3 separate regions of the Mus musculus genome follow, and all the other regions are linked to region 1. A link is a loop called in an ENCODE intact Hi-C map of the cell type or tissue named here. Cell type or tissue: gastrocnemius. All regions are shown on one strand.

Region 1 (8,000 bases):
TAGCTCAGCTGTACGACCCTTGATTTCTGAGCATAATTACAACTCCTGGGAAATACCAAGACTCAGCTCTAGTATAAGGATCATCAATCAAGCATGATTTTTTTTTTAAAGGAGCCCACTCAGGATGGATAAAGAAGGAAGACAGATAACACTTCTACTTAGTCTCTACCTACAGGAATTCTGAAGACGGGAACTCAGCTCTACCCCTGATCTGAGATGGCTGCTGTTCTTGGAAGCCTGGTTTGATTTTCTCTCCCTGTCCAGCATTCGTGAGGAGCGTTTACCAAGTACCTGGCCTGTGCCCTGCAGTTGCGCTTCTCTGACACAGCTGCAGGGATTGCTTACTGCACATCTGAGAGAAAGCTGTGCACGGTTAATGGGCATGTCCATAAAAATGAGTCGGTGGTGCAGACATTTTAACATTCCCTTGCAACAGCACTGACAGCACACTTGTGCCGTGGCAGGAAGCCTCACAGGCCTCCTCAGGACCGGAATGCGTCTTTTGTCTCTCCACTTGAGCTGCTGAGTCCTAACCAACGCCCGGCAATCCGTTCACATTTCAGCACTGGATTGTATATGAGAGGATAAGTATGCCAAGAGCCCAAGGGAGAGTTCTGGAACATTCCACCAGAATCTGTGAGTAGGAGCAGCTTTCAGGACCAAACCATCACAGTATTCATCTATGAAAGCAAATGGTTTTAAAAATGAAGCTTCAATTCACCATGCCTGAATGTAGCTAGGAAGTTCACCATCAGATCCTTCTGTGAGTCAAAGAATTTCACCGAAGGAGCGTCACCTTCAGTGACTTGAGAAGTACCCAAACTCTCCACAATCCCAGCGTAGCAATAGCTGCTGTAAAGGATACGACACCAGCTATGTGAGAAATGTCTTTTTTTGGTTTGTATCAGTAACTCAATTAAAATGCTGTGTAAAACTGGTGAGAGGAAGGCCTGCAGAACAAGAGGTTACACTTAACCACACGCTGCTTGTGCAAAATACCGATTAATTGCACGTGTAAAAACCACAGGCTGTATTTTAAAAAGCTAACTTATACTCTAAAAAGCCCAAAATATTAAAAAAAAACCTTATCATTATAAATATGACTTAAATATGCACCCCCAAGTGGATTCTCAGTTAAATCAAAGGAATGTTACTTTGTAGTTAAGTTTTAAATTCCGAAAAGACACAGGAGATATTTACCAATCTGTCCTAAAAATTCAATACAAATACACATATTTCCTATTTTCTGATAATGAAACACACTAGTAACGAAGGGGGTAAAACAGCTCAAAACACAGTGCTGGAGAAGCAGAAACAGATCGAAGTGTAGGAGTACAAAAGACTTAAAGAAGAATGATGGACGCATGAGGATTAGGCTAGGGTGAAGGTCTACTCCTCTGTGCTGTGCCTCCGCAAATCCACAGCAGGCTGCAGGCCGTGAGCAACCGACAGTGACTCCTTTCTCTTTCTGGTGAGGTCTGTCCCTGTAGGTGGGGTAGAGGCCATCCATGTTCCTGAGCTTGGGACATCAACCTCCCTCCCCATTTCCTAAGAGTTCCTACAGGTTTCTCTGGAAAGAGAATGAACAATGACCAGTCAGCCATCCTTTGAGAGCCCCAGACTCCTACCACTTTCCAAAACTGCCTCCCTCCAGTGGGAGGGTGGGGCCAAATAACTGCTGGTCAAGGTCGACCAGCCACAACACCAACCGAGACCTCAGTCCAAGGAAAATATCCCTCGAAGCCCACAACTGCAGTAGTTTCCAAGTTGCTCTTCTGCCTGGGGAACAAAAAGCTATGTCTTTTCAGAAGGCTCAGTATTTCTGATTATCAAGCAGAGGACTCCTGTGTGTGTGTGTGGGCTTAATCTCTCATAATTATCTGCCTCCCAAGTGCTCAGGGAGCAGACTGCAGGCGCACGGTGGGCTCTCAGTAACACACACTGCAGCTGTGGTTTCCCCACATTGGTTTTTCATCTGGAGCAAGTTACTGGGTTTTCATCTAGGGTACTCACATAGAGCTTCTCAATCAGAAAACGGACGGGCTCAAAGGAAACCACGAAGTGAATAACAGTGTACTGCGCAGACTCGACAGCACAGCAGGACTGTAGCCTCTCAACCCTTAACCACTGGGAAAGGTCTTCTCGCTCCTGTGCTGTGTCACTGGCATTTTATGTGACAATTAAAAGCAGATATTTAGACAGACAACAACAACAACAACAACATACTCTTCTGCCTGGATGGAGTCAACTGGAGCCACGTAATTGCTGGGAATGTAACCAGTTTCCCCGGTTGTCAAGGAGCGGGCTTCCCACCAGTCTCCTTCCCTGCAAAGGAAAAGAAGGGACATGAATTGAACGCACCATCCAGCTGGGAATTCTGCAGGCCGACCCTATGCCTTTTCTGTAGCCTTGTGCCCCCTTCTGCAAACTTTCAACACGGGCCCTAAGAAATCCAAAGCACCACGCGCTGAAGTCAGAGTGCTTTTCTTACGTGCACGAGGCTCTAGGTTCAATACCCGGCCCCACATAAGCTAAGGGTGGAAATCCCAGTAGGAGGTTGAGGAGTTCAAGGGCATCATCAGGAGATCCTGAAACGGAAACTTTCCCACTTAGGGCTCGGGGAGGAGCATCTTTCTGGGTAGGAGGCAATCTTGAATGAGGGGTGTGTGTGTGTGTGTGTGTGTGTGTGTGTGTGTGGAGTACACACACCAGCCTCAGTTTACTTTGGAGAAGCAGTAGGAGGCCCAGTGAGGGTTGGATGTATGCTTAGTGGACCTATCAAGCTTGCTCTTGACGAAGTAGGAAGAAGACATGACCTTCTGCAGGTAGTATAAGAACACCACATAACAGGATTTCCTCAGACACTCTCAACAGGATGTTACTCTATTAAACATTCATAGCTCCCCCCACCCCCACCCCCAGATTCAGATGGAGGCCAGGCAGTTGTGTAGCTGGAGGGCAGAAGAGATCTCTGAGCCACTGCAGCAAAATTCTCAGAGTGTGAATCAGGAAGGGCACTTCCGACTCTCAGTTTACAGTCACTATATATAGAACTATTATCCATACGCTTGGATTCATGAAGGTTTATGGCATGTGAGCTTCCTCCCATTAACAGTGGGTGGGCCAATGATCATGTGCGTGGAGTTTAGCTGTGACTTGCACCAAATGAAAGCCTCTCTATCTATGAGGGCCAGGGAAACAGGCCTGCCGGTCACCATATTAGGCGCCTCAGCCTCTGACCATTACAGACACATCACCTCCTTTTCTTCTTTTTTTAGTCTGTGAAGGTAACAAGAGAAACCTCAGGCCTTTCTTTTCTTTTTCTTTTTTTTAAAATTGTCTTTGGCTGGGCTCTGTTGATGCTCAGTCAGGGAAGAAAACGTACTGATTTTGGGCTGGGAAGACCTTCCCCAGGTCAACATTAGGTAGACACCCTGGCCTCCTGTTAAGCCAGAGTCCTCCCTCCTTCAGGTTCCCTACAGAAAAAACTTCTGAGCAGGGGTACCAAGGACCAGTGACATCTGGTGGGGCTTTAGAAAGTCACAGAATAAAAGAATAAAATGGGAACTCATCCAAGTGGGTGTGGCTATGAGATAAATAACAGTAGAAAACACACACATACACACACACACACCCAAAGTGCTAATATAAGTTTTAAAAAATTATATTAAAAAATTATGTGTAGGCATGTGTGCCTCTCTATGCAGTAATGTGCAGAGGAGTGGAGGTGCCCTTGGATACCAGAGACCTCTATCCTGCTGGAGCTACAGATGGTTATGAGCTTATTGATGTGGGTGCTGGCAGCACACTCTTAACTCCTGAGCTATCTCTCTAATTTTGAGGGATTATAAAACCTATTTCTTGGTTAGGGGTGTTAGAGCACACATTTAGTCCAAGCACTTGGAAATAGAGCCAGGTGAATCTCAATGAGTTCAAAGCCAGCCTGGTCTACAAAGTGGGATCCAGGACAGTCAGGGCTACATAGTGAGACAACAAACAAACAAAGAAACTCCTAGCATCTTTCCTTTTTAACCTTATTAAACTAACAGATCAACCATGAGAGTGATACTGTAGTTCTCTTACCCAGAAAACTGTTTAATTATAATCACATTGTGTCCATATTCTTATTTGAAATATTTATACACATCAAAGAATTTACATAGACAAAACTCCCCCAAGGAGAGCCATGTCCTTTGTCAAGTGAACATCTCTCTTAGCTACCATTCGTGCATGTGTGCATGTGTGCCTCTGCCTTGTACATCTCATGACGTAGATGCTTTGTGGCCGCGTGCCTGCCTAGTGCACACAAGGCCAGGAGCCCATCCCCACCCCCAAGGAGAAAACCAAGTTAACATTTTAAGTCAGCACTGTTCCCATTTCTAGCCCCACAGAAATATATGTAGTTGTAAGTCTAGCATCTAAATGCATATTGGAAGTTATACTGACCACCATGTGTTTAAGAAAAAGGCTTTACCTTCATTTTAATAGTGAGTGTTTACTGCTCTGAAATTCCACTAGATGGAGACATTTCATCATTGAAAAACATAAAGATCACCCACTGGCTCTTCACAGCAACCAACCTTCACTGCTCCCAGCCTGGGAACCGCTCCAGACAGTGAAGAAGAATGAAGAGCTGGCAGCCCAGGCTTGTCTCCTAACGCATGCTAACCTTCATCAAGTTACTTCTAGTTAAATCAAAGTGAAAAAGAGCGAGCACCAATTTCAGGTGATGTCAGGATGTTGGGGGATCTTGCTGCAATCGGGGACAAGCCCAGTCTTACTCAGGTGACTGAGTAATCATGAATTGACTCACTAATGAGGCAATTTCCAATTTAAGTTAGTATCAGCTGTCTTGTTTTGGTGTAGCCATCTAAATAAGTTTACACACATTAGAATGTAACAGTTGTTCAGAAGAAAGATAGCACCACTCTGGACTTAACGTTTCTGGGCCATTTTTCCCCCTCACAAGAGTGACACACAAATGACAAACAGTCACACATTATAAGGCAAATGTCACATCTTGTGGCATTTTTCTCACACTCTATTCTCACTGGTCCTAGACTCAAAATATCTACTACAAGCTGTTAGGTAAATAAACAAGCAAAAACTATTTAATTCACTGGCAGCACCCATTCACCTCCACAGTCCTGCACACAGTGTTGGTTTGGAGCGGGATCTCTAACAGGACCCTTACACTTATATTTTTGGTTGTGAGCCTAGCCTTTAACGGTTGAGCCGTCTCTCCAGCCCAGGACCCTTATTCTTGACTTGAGCTACTGTAGTTAATCAGCATTTGAAAATCTGTGCCTGTGTGTGTGTGTGTGTGTGTGTGTGTGTGTGTGTGTGTGTGTGTGTGTGTGTGTGTGTGTGTGATGCATGCTGTTCAGGTATTCTTGCCAGTGTGTTTGCATGTCTACAGAGGCCAGAGGACTACATGGGCATCTTTCTCAGTTATTCTCTTCTTTGTTTTTGAGAAAGGGACTCTCACTCTCACTGAACCTGCAGCTAGCTCATTTAGCGAGACTGGGTGAGCAGTGACTCCTCCTGTCTGTCTGCTTTCCCAGGAATGGGTTACAAGTAGTGCTGCCTGCCACACTCAGCTTTCTGCGGACTAGACAAGGTTCCTAGGACTGACTGCTGGGGTCTGGACTAGATTCCCAGGCCTGAGCTGCTGGGAACTGTAGTAGGTTCCCTGGCCTGAGCTGCTGAGCTGTCTCTCCAGCCTATAAAGCTGCAGTTCTTTAAACTGTTCTTACAGTTCAGCTTTTTAATTCACTCGTACCTGGTAAGATACTGTCTTATTGTCTGACCCAAACCCGTGATTTAATCCGACACTGGTTGAGAATGGCTTCTAAGTTTTTGTAACAGACTCTGTTCTTCCATCCCGTCTTTAATCCTCAAGTCCCTCACAGGGCTGCGGCTTCAGGTGCTGGAAGTCCAGATACTTTGGAGATCAGATGGAGGCAGGAAGTGGCTTTGCCAAGAGCAGCCAGCCTTGAGCTGTCTGGCCAGCCAGGGATACTGGATTCTTCCTGCATTCCACAGCTGTACTTCTTACTCAAAGATAAGACTCTTGAAACTACTTTTATCACATGTCTGGGTAATACAAACTTTTTTTTTCCCCAGCTGGGTGGTGGTGGCACATGCCTTTAATCTCAAGCACTGGGGAGGCAGAGACAGGAGGACCTCTGGGTTGGACACAAGCCTTGTCTACAGAGTGAGTTCCAGGTCAGCCAAGACTACACAGAGAAACCCTGTTTTGAACACCAAACCAAACCACCAAACTTATTAAAAAAAAAAAAAAAATCAAACCAATTTTTTTTTTTCCTGATTATGACAGAAACTAGCTTTCAGTAGGTCCTGGGTCAGGCCATGATTGCACCTATGTAAAACACCCACTGCATTTTAAGGACATGCTGTTTCAAGGTGGGTAAATCACCAGTTACAAAGTGTGAGAACGGGGGTGGGGAGAGAAGGTGAACTTACAGTGCTGTGAACGCAAGCCTTTTACTACTGAGAACTCCCAACGGGTCAGCGAGGACCCCTCCAACCCTGTGTGCACTGGGAGGAGCCTTCTGAGCACGTCCTGATGGGAGGGGTAGTCAGAAGGAACACATGGGGGGGCAGCTGCCCCGGGGAGGACAGAGCCCCATTCCTCTCCTGTCAGGGCTGGTGGTGGTGGAGGGAGGGAGGGAGGCCTTCACACCATCTGCTCTGTCTTTTGCTCTGTATTCCCTTCCCTGTTATTACCCTTGACTCCAGGATATCGTTTTGCTGTACAAACCTTACTTTTCTTTTCCATAACCGTGAAAAGGGGCACTTAAATACCATGTAGGACAAAGAATTTTATCCTTAAAGGAAAAGTCCCTTAGCAATGTTCTCTTCTAGGAGAACAGGGTCAGAGGACCAGAGAACTCTGCAACCGTTAAAAGCTATGCAGTCAAATAAAATGCACAGTGAGATAGGCTGCATCCCCTAAACATTCCTCTAAAATCCGCTTTATTGACTGTGTAGACTCCTCCATGTTGACTGTGTAGACTCCTCCATAACAAAGGACAATGACAGGGACTTGACTTTGCCAGTGACTAACTGGGCCATGGCTGCAACCTCAAAACAGGCCTATGTCGGGAGTGTGCACAGGTGCCCAGAATTGTATGTGCCTTTTTCTACCCCTCTACTTCTTACTTCCTAGGGCCTACAGAGTTTCAAACTTCTAGTGACCTTGTCAGTTAAAGGACATTGTACCCACTGGGGAGCTTTACACAAAACCCAGTCAATAGACTCTGACAAGCAGCGCTCATCTGAGACTCAAACTAACAATAAGCAATCATAAACGGGAAGAGATCAAAGGCAAACGCCCCTCTCTCCAACGCTGCAGCCACCTCCCTCCATTCCCACCGTCACTTAAGACACTCCAGCTGCCTTTGATGGCAGCATCTGGGCTTTTCCCAGGTCACACCTGACACCACACTCTGAATTCTCAGCCCCACATCTCACCCTGGGCTTTGCCACCTGCCAGGACGGTGCACTGGGCAGCTCCCTAACCCGTGCTCTCAGATGTCACGGCACATACTTCAGACAGCTGTTGTGAAGGATCAGCGACAGCAATGACATGGTCAGTGCATACGGCACTTTCAATAAATGGCAGCCATTTACTATTTTAAAAACCCCTGTGCCTGCAGGAGCTCTCTGGGGGTGGAGGGGGAGGTAATTCTGGCTGCACGGACATGCTTAGTATGTGAGAATACAGTAAATTCTGTCCTTGAAATTTGTGGTAAAATACATGTAACATCAATGTATCACTTTTTGTATTTTTAAATGTGAGGTTACGAAACAGTAAGTCAGCATATACACTGCTGCCCAACCAGCACCAGGCGTGGTTATACACACCTTTGCCATGCATTTCAATAAATTAAAACACCAAAACACAGCCACCTCTCTTCTGGTGTTGACAACTGCTCCTAATTTTAAGCCTCCTGCTTTATGCAGACAGTGCCTGC
Region 2 (8,000 bases), 640 kb after region 1:
CCCCACTTCCTCCTTCTTTTTTTAATATCTGGATTTGAAACTGGATTGATAACTCAGCTGAAGCAAGCCAGCATCCATTCAAAATGAATAGATCAAGAAAGGAAATCAGACCTCTCATCTGGAAAGTAATGGAGACCTTGCACCGAGGCAACATAGCTCATTGTAAAAACAGGGAGGGGTAAGATGGTAACATTTGGCTGTGTTACCACATCTCTCTCTTTTCCCTTTAGACAAAATGGACAGGACTTGGCTCTGGCTCACTTATCAGGTAGGGAAGTTCAACCTCTCAGCAGCACTGAGCAGGTGTTCAGTAAACATCGGCTTGTTTGAATTAGGGATGTTTGAATTTCCTCTAGAGCATCTTTGACCACATAGAGTTTAAAGACCTCATGATCTCAGCCCTCTACCAGCTCTTTTTTTAATTTATTTATTAATATATCTAAGTACACTGTAGTTGTCTTCAGATGCACCAGAAGAGGGCATCAGATCTCATTAAAGATGACTGTGAGCCACCATGTGGTTGCTGGGATTTGAACTCAGGACCTTCGGAAGAGCAGTCAGTACTCTTAACCGCTGAGCCATCTCTCCAGCCCCTCTACCAGCGCTTTGAGAAAAGTCAAAGGCAAAACTTCTCATGCTCAGTAAAACACAGGGTGGCATGAACATGCAGTACTTAGGGATTTAAGTAAGTACTCGGCATCCTGCCTTTGACACGGATCTGCAGATGACCTCACTCAGTTCCATGGATATGACCCAAATACCTCAGTTAATTATGGAATGTTCTTTTTCCCTTAGCTTTTATAGACCCGCCCTAACTTAGAAATAAATGCTTAGTTAAGACAATCTCCAGCTTGGCCCTTCTGAAGGCACAGAAAACTGACTTAAATGTAGGCGCCCAGGGGGTTCCTGATGAAGCCATGTCTCTAAAGTGAAATCCTGCTTTCATATACATGAGGTTGGACTGCAGGGTCACATGAGTTCTGATGTGGACTTTCCCATGGATGGCATCATTTCCGTACCCAGAAAGTTCCAGATTCTGAAGAATTTCAGGTTTCGATGCGGAGATTAGGGCAGCTCAGCTTATATTTGGTATTCCACTCAACATGTTAACTTTATAAACCTTTTGATTTGTGTCAAATCGTATCTCCTTCCAGAAATCTTTGACAAGGACAGGGTTGCGTCCCACTTTTCTGTTCCACGTGTTGGCATTTATTGGTCTCCATGTTGCTTCTCACTCTGAATAGTCACATCCTAGTTTCTGCACCCCATCTGATCTCAACTTCTCACTCTTACCAGACAATGTCCAAGGACAACTGGGTGAGGCCCTGCTGTCTGAAGCAGGCCACAGGCTCTGCAGCAGGCCATCATCAGGTGTGTGTGTGTGTGTATGCACGTGTATGTATGTATGTATGTGTATATATGTGCATGTATGTGTGTAAGCTTTACAAGAGCTCTTTTAATTCACTAGCTATGCACCTCTAGGATCATGACTATCAGAGGGAGGCATGAAGGTGACTTTATTTGTCTTAATCACCTCCAATCCTGCCACAGCCTCATCTGGTTTCATAGTAGATAGATGGATTTAAAAACTGTAAGCAAACCAGTTTGTGCATAAAAGCCAGCCTTAAAGAAGAGACAGCCCCGTGTCTAGTGAATTTCAACGCTTCCAGTGCTCTGCTTAAAATGTAATGCATGTATGTGTATACACCATCTTGGGAAGCCAGTAAGATGTAGATGCTGGTTCTAAGGCCCAGAAGGGCCTTGAGATTCTAAATACCTAACAAGGGCCCAGGTGGTGTCAATCTAAGCAAGTAGTAAGAAAAGCTCATGTGATCTTTAAAATTTCTAAGAGCTAAACATTTAAAAGCAGGCTTATTATTGAAGGCATAGATGAGCACATTGACTCAGGAATTTGTTCCAGGCCGCACCTCTCATTAAAACCTGCTAGGCTTAAGACCGCTTTTCAATCACTATGCTGTTGGAGAGGAGAAAACAGACAAGAAGGAGATTTCATTCAGAAAGTAAAAGGGGCCAGCTCTGTGATGGGCTGGCTTGAAACTAGCTGTTAGGATGGTCCTGGAGTGGCTGGACTGAAGAACTTGGCAGGAGTTTGGAGAGTTTGGGGTTGTGGGGCTGTGGAGATGTTCATTCCAGGAGCTGGCCTGAAGCAAATGTGAGATTCAGAGGTGACCCAAACCCCAAAATCTCATCCTAGGATTGGTAGGATTTGGGAGAGCTCTCTCCCTGCTCTTAGCCTGTGTGCTCGCTCCAGCACACGACCTCGACCTCTACTTCTACCTCTACCATCTTCACCTCTGAAGTAGTCAGTGGCCAGATTACAAATTCAACTTCCTCTCTCCCTTCAACTTCCTCTCTTCGGATAAGAACCTGCCCTCCAGGTTCTTGGAATTCTTCTTTATGTAGATGAAGCATTCCTAGGCCTCCACCCTAGTCAATAATGTATATCCACCTTGGGATTCCCTACCCACTCCCCAAATCTATAACCACCCTTCATCACCCTGAATAAAATTGAGTTGCCTCACTGAAGCAGACCTTAGAAGTCAGTCAACACTTCCGTATTCCCAGCTGTCCTGAACCGGTCCCTTGCCTCTGCCCACTTTGTCCTCAATAACCGGAGGCCACCAGCCCATGGGGCTGGTGGGAAGGATCACTTGGGTCTCTTAAAGGAGCAAAAATGAGCCCCCTGAGCTGGGGGCAGGGGTTGCATTTGCCAAAGCACTAACTAAAGAGCTCTGCAAACCGCATACTCGAATCACCTGGGGATCTTCAAGAATATTGAGGTTCTGGTTAGACCACAGGCCAGAGAAGTTGAACTCTGAGTCTAGGATGCAAACAGCAGTTTTCTTGTTGCTACTCAGGCAATTCCAAACACTGATTACCTGGAGAAACTAGGTCTGCAAGTTCTTTGCTTCCAGTGCTTCCAGGGCAACATGGTTTATTATTAAGAAGAACACAAGGAGCGTTAAGGAGGACATAGTTCAGAATTTGGCAAGCTTTTCCCATACAGAACTAGAGAGTAAATATAGTGTTTTAGGTTTCATAAGACTTGAAGCAAAATTGAGCTTACCAGGTAAATGCTTGTATAGCAGAAAGCAAACAAATTCCACAACTTTTGATGAAAGATCAAACAGTGGTCAGTGAGCAGTTTCATATATAACTTTCATGTCATGAAAACTACATCTATTTTGACTTTTAAAGACCATTTTAAAATATACAGCCTATTCTTACCTTGTAGTTCATACAAAATTAGGCAGTAGGCTAGATTTGGGCTTTGTGGGCTAAAGCTTTTTGGCGTTTGATATAGATAACCATATTACCTCCAATCCAAAGACAAGGCAAGAAATGGACATCTAAGTAAAAAAGTCAACTACCTTACCTAACTTTGAAAAATCACAGTTTTCTCCAAGGACAGTCCGCAGATGTAAATACATGTCAAGACAAGTCTTGTTGGCACCTATATTTTTCACAATTATTTAAAAGTAGCTGACTGAGAATGTCACGCGAAATAGAGACATTCTGACTTAAAATGATGCAAGATGATCTACGGATGTCTTTTAAAAATGCAAAGGAGATTTTGATCAGACATTCAAACATGGTGTTTAACAGATGTGCATTTCCTGAGGCCTTGGGTTGTTAAAGATTCCTTGCTACAGAGTCACCCTTCCTGTGTTTGTAAATTGCACATTTCCACCTAGGGATTATGCGGCAAAAAAACCAAACCAACCCCGCCAAAAGCCAGTTTTATAGAGTGGCTGTTTGTGTTATCAGCAAGATAGTCTGAAGTACTGTAGAGAGGCTGTGAAAGTCACTCTTCCACCCTCAGGTATTCTATGTCTACATTATCCCGAAATATGACATTGAGACTGTCATATAAAATTTCTCATTAAGCAGAAAGCATGGTGAGAAAAACTTTAAAGAAAGCCTTAAGACCTGAAAGTCTAAATATTGCTTTTGTAACTCAGTTATAAAAAAGAAAGGTCAATTGTGCTATTTCTGGGCATGAACATTTTCGATTGGAATCAGAAGTTTCCAGGCAATCAAAGTCTTTTCCCTTTGGAGTTTGTCTGCCTTGAGAATTTGCCAGGCGTTGAAGTGGGCCCTCTGCTGGCAGTTCTATTCATTGCACCTAGATTTGATTTATATTGTTTTCTGACACGTTCTTTGAACCTGCCCATATTTTTAATGTTTTCTGTTATGACTGTACATTTCACATAACAAAGAAAACATAAATTCTACGTTGCCAGCTGTAATGGTTAATAATCCTCCACTCCTGCCCTTTTGAATTGTACTAGAGTGTTGGAACATCTGGCAGTTTCCAATTTCTATGTCAGAGTGGGGTTTTGACCTCTATTTCACTTTCAAATGGGTCTCCTCAGCAGAGTAACTCTGCTTTCTGGATTAATTTTGCCATTCTCACCTTTGACCGTAAATGTGAGTTTTTAACACATGATGCTTGAGAAGGGAATGGTGCAGTTTTCAGAGGAAGCTAGGGCTCTCTTGCTCTTTAACTACTTTTGTTAGCCTTTCCAATCCGGTGACTGCAAATACTCCTCAAATCTTATTCCTCACACATCGAAATTTTTAATTTACATTTGTTACAATGGAGGGCTCATCTGCTCTAACAATCCCAGTCACAAGGTTTAAAAGTAATGACTTTTTTTTTTTTTTTTTTTTTTTTTGTAAGCTGGTTCAGCTCTGGGACCTTGAGGAGGGGCAGGGAACTGTGTTTATTAGGCCTTGTACATGAGCAATTATAAGTGTAAATACGTGAAAACATATGTATCTCATCTAGCTTCCACTCTGCTGTCCACAGCTGCACAGCAGTTTTCATTCCTAAGTTATATTTTTGCCTAGCTCCCCTTTCTAGAGTCAGCAGAGCATCCCCTCCTGGGGCTCTCACCCTTGGAGAGAGCCTTTGAAGCATCTCTGATTCTGAATTTAGTCCTTTTACTTTCTGTCTTTTCAATCCTCATGACCACTGTATAGATTGATAGCTCCTCGTCTCTGGAAGAATGCACCAGCATTTTAAACCCTGTTATAATAATAACTGTTCAACTCTGTTATAGCCCTAGTATGTGCTTAGTGTGTTCTCATCATTTCAGTCTTCCTAAAGATGATTTTTAAAATCACATTCCTGTTCTTGTAATGCTTCTCCCAGGGCTCACAAATTCAGGGAGCACCTTCGAACTCTGCCTTGAACCCTCCAACCCAATGGCCAAATCTTAACAAGGCTTATTCCCACCAGTCCAGCCTACTCTTTGCCCTCTCTTCTTTCCATATCTAGTTTACAGCTCTATTGCAGGGCTTTTTAAATATGCTCCTTGTCTGATATGTGTGCTTTCTCTCTCTTTATACAAAGTTAACTCCAATTTAATCACTAGTGTCTACATAATTTATTTAACAATCTAGTCAACATTGAGAGTTACATGTCCAGCATTCATCATTAATAGTATCAAGCATTGTATTTTGTTGTTTTTAATTTGCACTGACTTGATTTGTATTTAATTGGTATGCATTCTCTTGAGTACCCTTGATTGCTCCTTCACTACCTTTTGCCTCACTCACAAGACTATATGTTTCTGATGATAAAACCATAGCATATTCCATACTATGGTGCACCATAGATAACTCATGTCTCTCTTCTGTAAAATGGAGATAATGGTGTCTTTCTATGTCATTTGACACAGGGCTAAGAGGAAATAATGTGAAGAACTTCTTTAAAGCTTTCAAACTAGTTCATTACCATTATTATGGCAATGACATAGAATGTTTTTCCCACCCTGAACACATGGGTCTGGAATTCCTTTATGAAGACTAAGTGGATCATGGAAGGGGACAGCTATCATTTCCACCACCTCTTATCTCCAGTCACATCAGACCAGCCAAAGCTCAAGGCAGAGATCAGAACTCCAGTTCAATTTGCATATCCAGACATTGGCTGCATTCCTTTTATTTCATATAAAGACCCTTAAGGTTAGTCTTTACCTCTTGTATATCCTCTTGCAACTTGGAGTAAAAGATGAATATTGCTTGTCAATTGTGAACAAAGGTATCCTAATAGTTTAATAGAATGCTGTGTCCTTATTTATTTTATTTTTTTTTAGAACTCTCTGTTGCACAGAAGTGGACGCTCACAGTGAGCTATTGAATGTATCACAGGGCCCCCAATGGAGGAGCTAGAGAAAGTACCCAAGGAGCTAAAGGGATCTGCAACTCTATAGGTGTAACAACATTATGAACTAACCAGTACCCCGGAGCTCTTGACTCTAGCTGCATATGTATCAAAAGATGGCCTAGTCGGCCATCAACAGAAAGAGAGGCCCATTGGGCTTGCAAACTTCATATGCCCCAGTACAGGGGAATGCCAGGGCCAAAAAGTGAGAGTGGGTGGGTAGGGGAGTTGGGGGGGGGTATGGGGGACTTTTGGGATAGCATTGGAAATGTAAATGAGGAAAATACCTAATAAAAATATTTAAAAAAAAAGAACTCTGTTGCATTAAATGCCAGTCAAAGATTTGTGATATAAAGTTTCAAGAACAGGGGAAGCTTTCATGAATGGATCACAAAGGAGAGATGTGAATTTATTTTATTTTTTGAAGGTTGGGAAAATATAAGCTAAGTATTTGGCAACTATTTTGCTATCCCTAATATTAAAAACATTGACTGATATTGAAAAGAATACCAAGTCAAAATTTGAGTAAGCCCCAGAAGGCCCCCAAACAACATTTGACAAAATCCAACACCCATACATGATAAAAAGTCTTGGAAAGTCAGGAATTCGAGGCCCACACCTAAACATAATAAAAACAATATACAGTAAACCAATAGCCAACATCAAATAAATGGAGAGAAACTTGAAGCAATTCCACTAAAATCAGGGACTAGACAAGGCTGCTCGCTTTCTCCCTACCTATTCAATATAGTACTTGAAGTCCTAGCCAGAGCAATTAGACAACAAAAGGAGATCAAGGGAATAAAATTGGAAAGGAAGAACTTAAAATATCACTATTTGTAGATGATATGATAGTACATATAAGTGACCCTAAAAATTCCACCAGAGAACTCCTAAACCTGATAATCAGCTTCAGTGCAGTAGCTGGATATAAAATTAACTCAAACAAATCAGTGGCCTTTCTATAAACAAAGGATAAACAGGCTGAGAAAGAAATTAGGGAAACAACACCTTTCACAATAGTCACAAATAATATAAAATAACTTGGTGTGACTCTAACTTTTAAGGAAGTGAAAGATCTGTATGATAAGAACTTGAAGTCTCTGAAGAATGATATCAAAGATCTCAGAGGATGGAAAGATCTTCCATGCTCATGGATTGGCAGGATTAATATAGTAAAAAAAGGCTATCTTGCCAAAAGAAATGTACAGATTCAATGCAATACCCATTAAAATTCCAACTCAATTCTTCACTGAGTAAGGAAAGGCAATTTGCAAATTCATCTGGAATAAAAAACCTAGGATAGCAAAAACTATTCTCAACAATAAAAGAACCTCTGTTAGAATCACCATCCCTGACCTCAAGCTGCACTACAGAGCAATTGTGATAAAAACTGCATGGTACTGGTACAGAGGCAGACAGTTAGATCAATGGAATAGAATTGAAGTGAGTTCCAGGACAGCCATGGCTATACATAGACACCCTGTCTCCGAAAACCAAAAACCAAAAAAAAAAAAAAAAAAAGAAAAAAAAAAAAAAGAAAAAAGAAAAGAAAAGAAAAAAGAATTTAAGACCCAGAAATGAACCCACACACCTATGGTCACTTGATCTTTGACAAAGGAGCTAAAACCATCCAGAGGTAAAAAGACAGCATTTGCAACGAATGGTGCTGGCACAATTGGCAGTTATCATGTACAAGAATGTGAATTAATCCATTCTTATCTCCCTGTACAAAGATCAAGTCTAAGTGGATCAAGGAACTCCACGTAAAACCAGAGACACTGAAACTCATAGAGGAGAAAGTGGG
Region 3 (8,000 bases), 280 kb after region 1:
GGTCTGGAGACTGACACCCCACCCCCAACCCCAGTGATGTGCAGTTGAGTGGTTAAAAGTTCTGAGACCCTGTGAGAACTGGAAATTCTTGGTTCTCAGCTGTCAGATGGAGAAAAGGGAAAGCAAGCAGGAGGAAGCTGTTCCCACTGAAGATCGATAGAGAGGTGAACGCATTCCGGTGGCGTGAGTGTGGGCGGAACAGCAGAGGGACTTAGATGGAGAGCTGGAGATGGGATTCTGTGGAGAGCTGTCCCAGATGCCACCAGGATTCCCCTCCCCTATCTGAAGGTGACTGTCAGCACCTTCATAACCTCACCACAATCAATATACATTTGTTTAACAAACAGATTTAGAATAGAAAATATTTATGTGAAAAGTTATCAGCAGGCACAATAGTAGTGCATGCCTATAATTCCAGCACTCAGGAAGAGCATTAAAAGTTCAAAGCTGGGCTGGAGAGATGGCTCAGCGGTTAAGAGCACCGACTGCTCTTCCAGAGGTCCAGAGTTCAAATCCCAGCAACCACATGGTAGCTCACAACCATCTGCAATGAGATCTGACACCCTCCTCTGGTGTGTCTGAAGATAGTACAGTGTACTTACATATAATAATTAAATAAATCTTAAAAAAGAAAAGTTCAAAGCTATCTTAGTCTACCTAGAGTTCAAGGCTAGCCTGGGCTAAAAACAGAGTTACTGAACACCTAGGCTAGGATTAGACCTTGTCCAAAACCAAAACAAAACACCAGCAAAATATGAGTATTTACTGAACTACTATTAATAAAGAGGACTATGAAGAGGTAGATAAAAGGGCAAACTATAATCACTTTTGATAAACTAATAAACTCATCCAGGGTTAAAAATACAAATATACAGAGAAGCATAACCCATAATTTACTCACATCTGGATGGATGCACACATTAAATTTGTCCCCTTTTTCCTTTTCTGGTGTCACAGGTTTTGCTGCTGCCAATACACCTGTAAGAACATGCTGTTGAACCTTCACTCATACCTACAGGCTAAATTAGAGCGCTGGCTGACTGAGCTAATAGGTGCACATATAAAAGTCATTGTAGGTTATACCTGCCCTTTGCAGAGGGGCACAGAACAGTTTTATACACGAGTCGGTCTTTACGTTATGATAGCAACGTGATCGCAGATGAGGTTGGAGAGGAATCTGCCCTGGTGAAGAACTGAATAGTCACCCATGCAGAGCCAGCCGAAAGTTACAAGAGAAGATGCTAAGAGTGGAAAGACCTGGGTCATATCCTGGCCTCAGCCTGGCTGCATCACGTGAGACAGAGAGACACCACTGTGGAGCTAGATTGGGATACAGCAGCTACCCTGAATGACAACCTTCCAAGTGCTATTGTGGGTTTGCATGTGTGGGCTGTGGAGGCCTTTCTTCCCAAGAATTGCTGTTTAAAATGCAGAAACTCATCTGCTCTGCTTCAATCATGGGAAGTAGCCGTGAGACCTGGTTCTGGCCTGTTCTTCCCAAGGTACTTGTGAGGGACAAAGTTGGGAGATTCGCATGTGTACCACCCTGCCTCTGCGTGGGGAGTTCATCACCCATTCTTGTAGCATTGGCAACGGTGGAAACTGGTTGGAGCCAGTTAGTTCGGGTCATTGATTATGCCATCAGGAAAGGCTTCGGGCACAGGGGAAAGACAGGAGGAAGCCTAAGGAAGAGAAGCCATCAGAACATCGGAGGTTGTGAAGCTGTCTGCTGCTTGAGGTGGCTCAAGTAGAGAACCCTCAACCAGCTTAGGCCAGATGCTGCACAAGAGATGAGTTCAAATATCAGGAAACCAAACAGGAAACTCTGCTTGAATCATCAGTCAGCAGACTGTATGGAGAGGGACCGCACGACTTAGTTAGACAAGGTGACTCTGAAGAGTATAAGGCGGTGAGCAGAAGTCATATGAGTGAAATCTAAGATTCAGATGTAATTCCAAGGTTGTACAAAGTTGACAGGAATGGGTTTTGTTGCTCAACAAAGGACAGGTTAACACTGAACATGACCCTCGGCTCCAGGCTCCATGAGAGAAAGCCCTATTGACTCACCAGTCAGTTAGGCAGGTGCTCTATTTCTGAGCAGCTGTTAAAAACCTTCGGCTTACGTGTCCCTGTAGCTCATTTATCCACTTATTTCTGTGACACCTGCTACCATGGGGGCTGGGAGGCAGCATAGGTGTACGTCTTGGCAGGCACAGAATAATCTGAGCTCCATTCAGTCAGAATGCTATCTGGCATCAGGGAGGTTGCCTGTACTCTGAGGGGCTTTGTGCCAGTGTCAAGAGATGTCTCCCTGTGAGACAAGGCCTGGAGTCACAGGTTTCTACTTAAGTTGGTTTCTCTCACATACACAGGACCTCACAAGAGGGTGCAAACAGGCCATCCTGAGCCTTGAATGCTAGAGAACACCACACTGAAGAAAGCCTGGGCCTCATTGTCTCAGGATAGTCTAAATGATGGTTCTCAGCCCGGGGGGTCAAACAACACTTTCACCGGGGTCACCGAAGACCATCAGAAAACACAAATATTTACATTACAATGCATAAAAGTAGCAAAATTATAGTTGTGAAGTAGTGACAAAAATAATCTTTCAGTTGGGGGTCACCGCAGCATGAGTACTAAAGGGTCCCACATTAGGGAGGTTGAGAGCCACTGGTCTAGAAGCAGCCCCCTTGCTCACCCGAGCCTTCGGAACTGGCTTTCACAGGCCATTGACACCAATGTGATGCCAATACAGGCATCCAAGTGGTTTGGAAGCCATCCCACTTGTATTCCGAGAGGACATTAACACAGCACTGCAGTCTTAAGTGGAGAGAAAGATGGAGTGTGGTCCAGAGAGCTCTGGGCTCAGACCAGTGGTGCTGTTTCAAAGCTCTTCTAGGAGCTGCACACTTGGCCATCCTTCCTTCTGCCTGTCTTGTGCGTGTTGCTCAGGTCCATTCCGGTTTTGAGGGGCAGCGGGAAAATAGTCCCTGACTGCTCCCTATATCCAGTCTCTCCCCTGTCCAGGCCAACTTGAGTAGAAATAAAATTTAAAAATATAAAGTGCCTACTACAATGCTATGCAAAGTGCTATGCACTTACTTAATTCTTGTGTAATTTTATAAAGATAGATAACTTCATTTTTAAAATGTTCATTAGTTTTTTTGGACATGTTTTGATTTTATTTACCTCACTTGCCCAACTTTTCTCTGGTCCATTCTCTTTTCCGTCCACCCAACTTTGTGCGTGTTTTGTCTTGTTTTGTTTTTGTTTCTTAAAAATCTCTGATAACCAATTTGTGCTGCCCAAATATGCTTGCACATGTGGCCTTCTACTGGAGAGTGGTCAGCTTCTCAGGGCCTACTCGGATAGACTAGGAGGCAGCCGGGCAGTGCCCTGGTACATTGATAACAGCTTTGACTACACTCTCGTTCTTCACCTTCAGAGCTCTAACCATTGAGAGAAGCTGCAGGTACTAAGGGTCTTTACTGCTGCTGTCTCCTCGTGTTTCTTGGTTATTTTATACTCTGGGTATAGCCCAGCAGAGAAAGAAATAAGCCCCAGTGGTGTGGGGTAGTAGTGGCGATCAACAAACATATAGTTAGTATTTCAGCTTGGCTTCTACTCGGGTCTGATTGTTTGATGGTCGTCTGGGAAGAAATGATACAATAGGGCAGTGGGGGAGGCATTGGAACCCGTTGAAAAGTCAAACTGTGCGGGGGTGGGGGGTGTTGAAAACATTCTTTGATGATTTGCTGTATCTTCTTTTGACTTCTGTGATGAAAAGCAATGTCCTTGCAGGCAGCACGAACCTACCCTGGGGAGTGAGGGAGCTGATTTTCTTTCACTGAAGTCTGCAGATTGCTTTGCAGTGAAGACCACGCGGCTCGGGCTTCCCCGCCCAACGGGGGAGCCGGGTTTGATTGTAACGAACAGCGACCTCTAGTGGGTATCTTAGAATTTGCATTTGGCAAAGACTACACAATGAAATGGGAATCCTGATCGAATTCCAAAGGAACAAAGGAGGCACTTTCCCATTGTTTTCCCTGGTAGAGAAGTCCGGGATCCAGGTCTGAAGAGTTCTCCTCATCTGCACCACTCACTCTTGGAGGTGATACTCGACACATTGCCTCCCCTGCCCCTTCCTTCAAACCTGTCACTGGCTTTGATTTTTAAAGGCTCTCCTGCTTGGCTCAAAGATATCATAGTCATCAACTTCTCTTAGTGTGATTGTGCATGTGTATATGTGCGTGAATGTGCGCGTGGGTGTGTGCGTGTGGGGGATATGAATCATCATGGCACTGGAAGATAGAAGATCAGGGCCATCCCAGAGAGCTATTGGGAAGGCTATTCTCCATAGGGGAATAGAGTGCCTGTTCACCCTAGTTCATTATGGCTTCTTCCTTGGGCTGCCATCCCTTTTCCCATATGAGGCTGTATGTTGCCTTTGAAAACAAAATCCTCTCCGTGACCCTACCTCTTCCACATAACAGCAGGTGGCTAGTGTAGGTTTCTTCCTGTTCTATAGCTCTGATCTCAGCCTCACCCACACCTAATATTCCAGGGTCTGCTCTCCAGGCCGAGTTAGCTCTGTCGATGGTATTCATTCCCAAGGAAAAATGGGGGCAGAGAGTGACCTCTGACTTTGTCAGGAGCTGGGAGAATTCTACTGGAGAAAGGCTGAAATCACAGCTCCTGGCCTGTGACCTCACAGATTTGTGATGGGAACAGGAGTCTGAGGTCTGGGGCATGAGAGCATAGATAATAGAATAAATTTAGAGACGTTTAAAGCCAACACAGTCTTGATATGTGGATGCTGTGATCACTGGGCTGGGGCTTGAAACAGCCTTTTAAACTAAGTTTCAAAATGGAGGTGCTGTGTGCCTTCCTGTAGCTTTAAGCTGTGTGTGACAAACTTCCTGTCCCCTGGGCTTTCCTCATACTTTGAACAAGGCTTAGGCATTTGCTCAAAGCCATGGCTCTCAGGGACAACCAGCCCATACCACCACTGCTCACACAAGCTCACGGCGTGATGAAAAGTTACCTGTCAGAAATAAAACATACATTACATGGATACTTTACTCCTTCCTATTCGGCAGCGACTGTTGTTCTGACAAAGACTCGATTCTTGGCTCAACTCCAGGCTGGCTCCTCCGGGCTCTCTTCTTGACAAGCCCTCAACCTTGACCTACAAAGACTTGGACAAACACTAACACAGTTTCTAAAGTTCAAAAGCTGCACCCCCCATGAACGGCCCCAGGCTTCCCAAACAAGCTGACTAGAACATTCAAAGCTATTAAAAGAACTTAATGCTTGTCGCAGTCGGTACCTGAAGACAGGACCCCTGCATCTCCATCGTTGTGGGAAGAAAGAGCCAAGTGGCAGTAAATATCGAGTAGACCAGGCTCCTCTTATAAGACTATTTTAAAAAGCAAATGGACCTGTGTCCAATCCCAAGCACACACATAAACTCTAAAGCAGGCCTGGCAACATACACCTATATGAGATTCATCACTGGGGGCAGGAAGGCTGGAAGAATGACATCATGAGAACTGAGACAGGGGGATGCCTATGTTCAATGAGAGACCCTGTCTCTAAAACCAAGGTGGTAAACAATTGAAAAGGACCCCCAATATGCCCAACTTTGGCTCCCACACATGCATATACACACATATGTGTATATATCAGAATACATGCATACACAAGCAATATTAAAACATAATTTTATAGTTTTTGAATAATTTTATAATGGCTTTCATTATAGATGATAGATTATGAAAATCTCTTATCTACTTTGTCTCTGTTTTCCTTCCCGCTGATCCCCATCCATTCTCCCTTTAAAATTCCTAGTCTCCTCTGCAGATTGAGGCTGAAGTCAGCTCAGGCTATAGTCTTTCACCTATCTATAGTCAATCAATTACCAATGTATATCTTCACCACTCTAATGGCAAGCTTTGTTTGTCTCTGACAGTCCATTCAGTGGATGATGGGCACTGGAGTCACTGCTTGTACATATTTGCCATGAGATATAGTACTGGATGGGATTAGAGGTGAGGAGGACACATCTGCCCCAACACCGGGAGTAACTGGGACCAGCAGAACCCAGACATCCAGGAACTCAGCCCAACCAGTGGCATGGGTTCCTTCTGGTCTGAGCCAGTGCCCTGAGCAGACCTTGGCTGCAAACTCCAAAGCCAGTTACACTGGCTCCACACCCAGGCACTCTAACACGCCCAGGATCACAAGGTTAACAGGATTCCAGGAGCTTGGTCACACCAGGATCTCAGAGTCCCAGGAGTTCTGACACAACCAGGATCACAGGAAGGACAGGCTCCAGTCAGATATAGTGAAGGCACGTAGCACTCGTGATAATCAGATGGTGGGAGACAAGTGTAAGAACATAAGCAACAGAAACTAAGGTTACTTGGCATCATCAGAACACAATTCTCCCACCATAGCAAGTCCTGGAAACACCATCACACCAGAAAAGCAAGATTTGGATTTAAAATCACTTTTCATGATGGTGATTGAGGACTTTAAGAAGGTCATAAATAACTAACTCCCTTAAAGAAATTCAGGAGAACACAGGTAAACAGGTAGAAGCCCTTAAAGAGGAAACACAAAAATCCCTTAAAGAATTACAGGAAAACACAATCAAACAGGCAAAGGAAATGAACAAAACCATCCAAGATCTAAAAATGAGAATAGAAACAATAAAGAAATAACAAAGGGAGACAACCCTGGAGTTAGAAAATCTCGGAAAGAGATCAGGAGTCATAAATGCAAGCATCACCAACAAAATACACGAGATAGAAGAGAGAATCTCAGGTGCAGAAGATACCATAGAAAACATTGACACAACAGTCAAATAAAATGCAAAAAGCAAAAAGCTCCTAACCCAAAACATCCAGGAAATCCAGGACACAATAAGAAGACCAAACCTAAGGATAGTAGGTACAAAAAAGAGCAAAGATTCCCAACTTAAAGGGCCAGTAAATATCTTCAACAAAATTATAGAAGAATACTTCCCTAAACATTATGAGATGCCCATGAACATACAAGAAGCCTACAGAACTCCAAATAGACTGGACCAGAAAAGAAATTCCTCCTGCTACATAATAATCAAAACACCAAATGCACTAAACAAAAAAGGTTATTAAAAGCAGTAAGGGAAAAAGGTCAAGTAACATATAAAGGCAGACCTATCAGAATTACACCAGACTTCTCAACAGAGTCTATGAAAGCCAGAAGATCCTGGGCAGATGTCATATAGACCTCAGAGAACACAAATGCCAGCCCAGGCTATTTTACCCAGCAAAACTCTCAATTATCATAGATGGAGAAATCAAAATATTCCCTGACAAAACCAAATTTACACAATCTCTTTCCACAAATCTAGTCCTACAAAGGATAATAGATGGAAAACATCAAGACAAGGAGGGAAACTATACCCTAGAAAAAGCAAGAAAGTAATCTTTAAACAAACCCAAAAGAATATAGCTACACAAACATAATTCCACCTCTAGCAACAAAGATAACATGAAGTAAAAATCACTTTTCCTTAATATCTCTTAACATCAATAGACTCAATCCTAATAAAAAGACATAGACTGACAGACTGGATATGTAAACAGTACCCAGCATTTTGCTGCATACAGGAAACGCACCTCGGTGACAAAGACAGACACTACCTCAGAGTAAAAGATTGGAAAACAATTTTACAAACAAATGGTCCCCCAAGAAACAAGGTGGAGTAGACATTCTAATATTGAATAAAATCAACTTTCAACCAAAAGTTATCAAAAAGGATAACGAAGGACACTTCATACTGGTCAAAGTAGAAATCTACCAAGATGAACTCTCAGTTCTGAACATCTATGCTCCAAATGCAAGGGTACCCACAGTCATTTAAAAAACTTTACTAAAGCTCAAAGCACACATCACTCCCCACACAATAATAATGTGAGACTTCAACACTCCATTCTCAGCAATGGACAGAT

Evidence for each region. Hi-C counts contacts between places; a loop is a spot of excess contacts. Peaks named below come from ENCODE experiments on the same cell type or tissue, not always from the same donor. Only the 100,000 strongest peaks of a DNase experiment are listed, where the experiment ranks them.
Region 2: it touches region 1 in a loop (8-fold over the local background); 3 of 42 quality-filtered maps call a loop at or near these places.
Region 3: a loop joins it to region 1, with 7 times the contacts of the local background. A loop is called at or near these places in 38 of 42 quality-filtered maps.

The regions. Positions count from the first base shown.
Region 1 is chr10:39,517,079-39,525,078 of GRCm38, reverse strand. Fyn (Fyn proto-oncogene) reads right to left here. Exons shown (of 14, transcript NM_001122893.1): 6 at 2,227-2,325. Among named protein-coding and RNA genes, the nearest start is that of Gm40627, 69 kb to the left of the region's middle. In gastrocnemius, a CTCF peak has its summit at 4,508 (motif pointing right); DNase peaks (open chromatin) are centred at 4,289, 4,604 and 6,608; H3K4me3 peaks cover 196 bases; H3K27ac peaks cover 2,894 bases.
Region 2 is chr10:38,872,188-38,880,187 of GRCm38, reverse strand. No RefSeq gene overlaps it. Among named protein-coding and RNA genes, the nearest start is that of Rfpl4b, 54 kb to the right of the region's middle. In gastrocnemius, a CTCF peak has its summit at 4,127 (motif pointing left); a DNase peak (open chromatin) is centred at 4,122; H3K27ac peaks cover 696 bases.
Region 3 is chr10:39,235,969-39,243,968 of GRCm38, reverse strand. No RefSeq gene overlaps it. Among named protein-coding and RNA genes, the nearest start is that of Gm31562, 4.8 kb to the left of the region's middle. In gastrocnemius, a CTCF peak has its summit at 3,941 (motif pointing left); DNase peaks (open chromatin) are centred at 2,200, 2,775, 3,900 and 5,180; H3K4me3 peaks cover 554 bases; H3K27ac peaks cover 187 bases.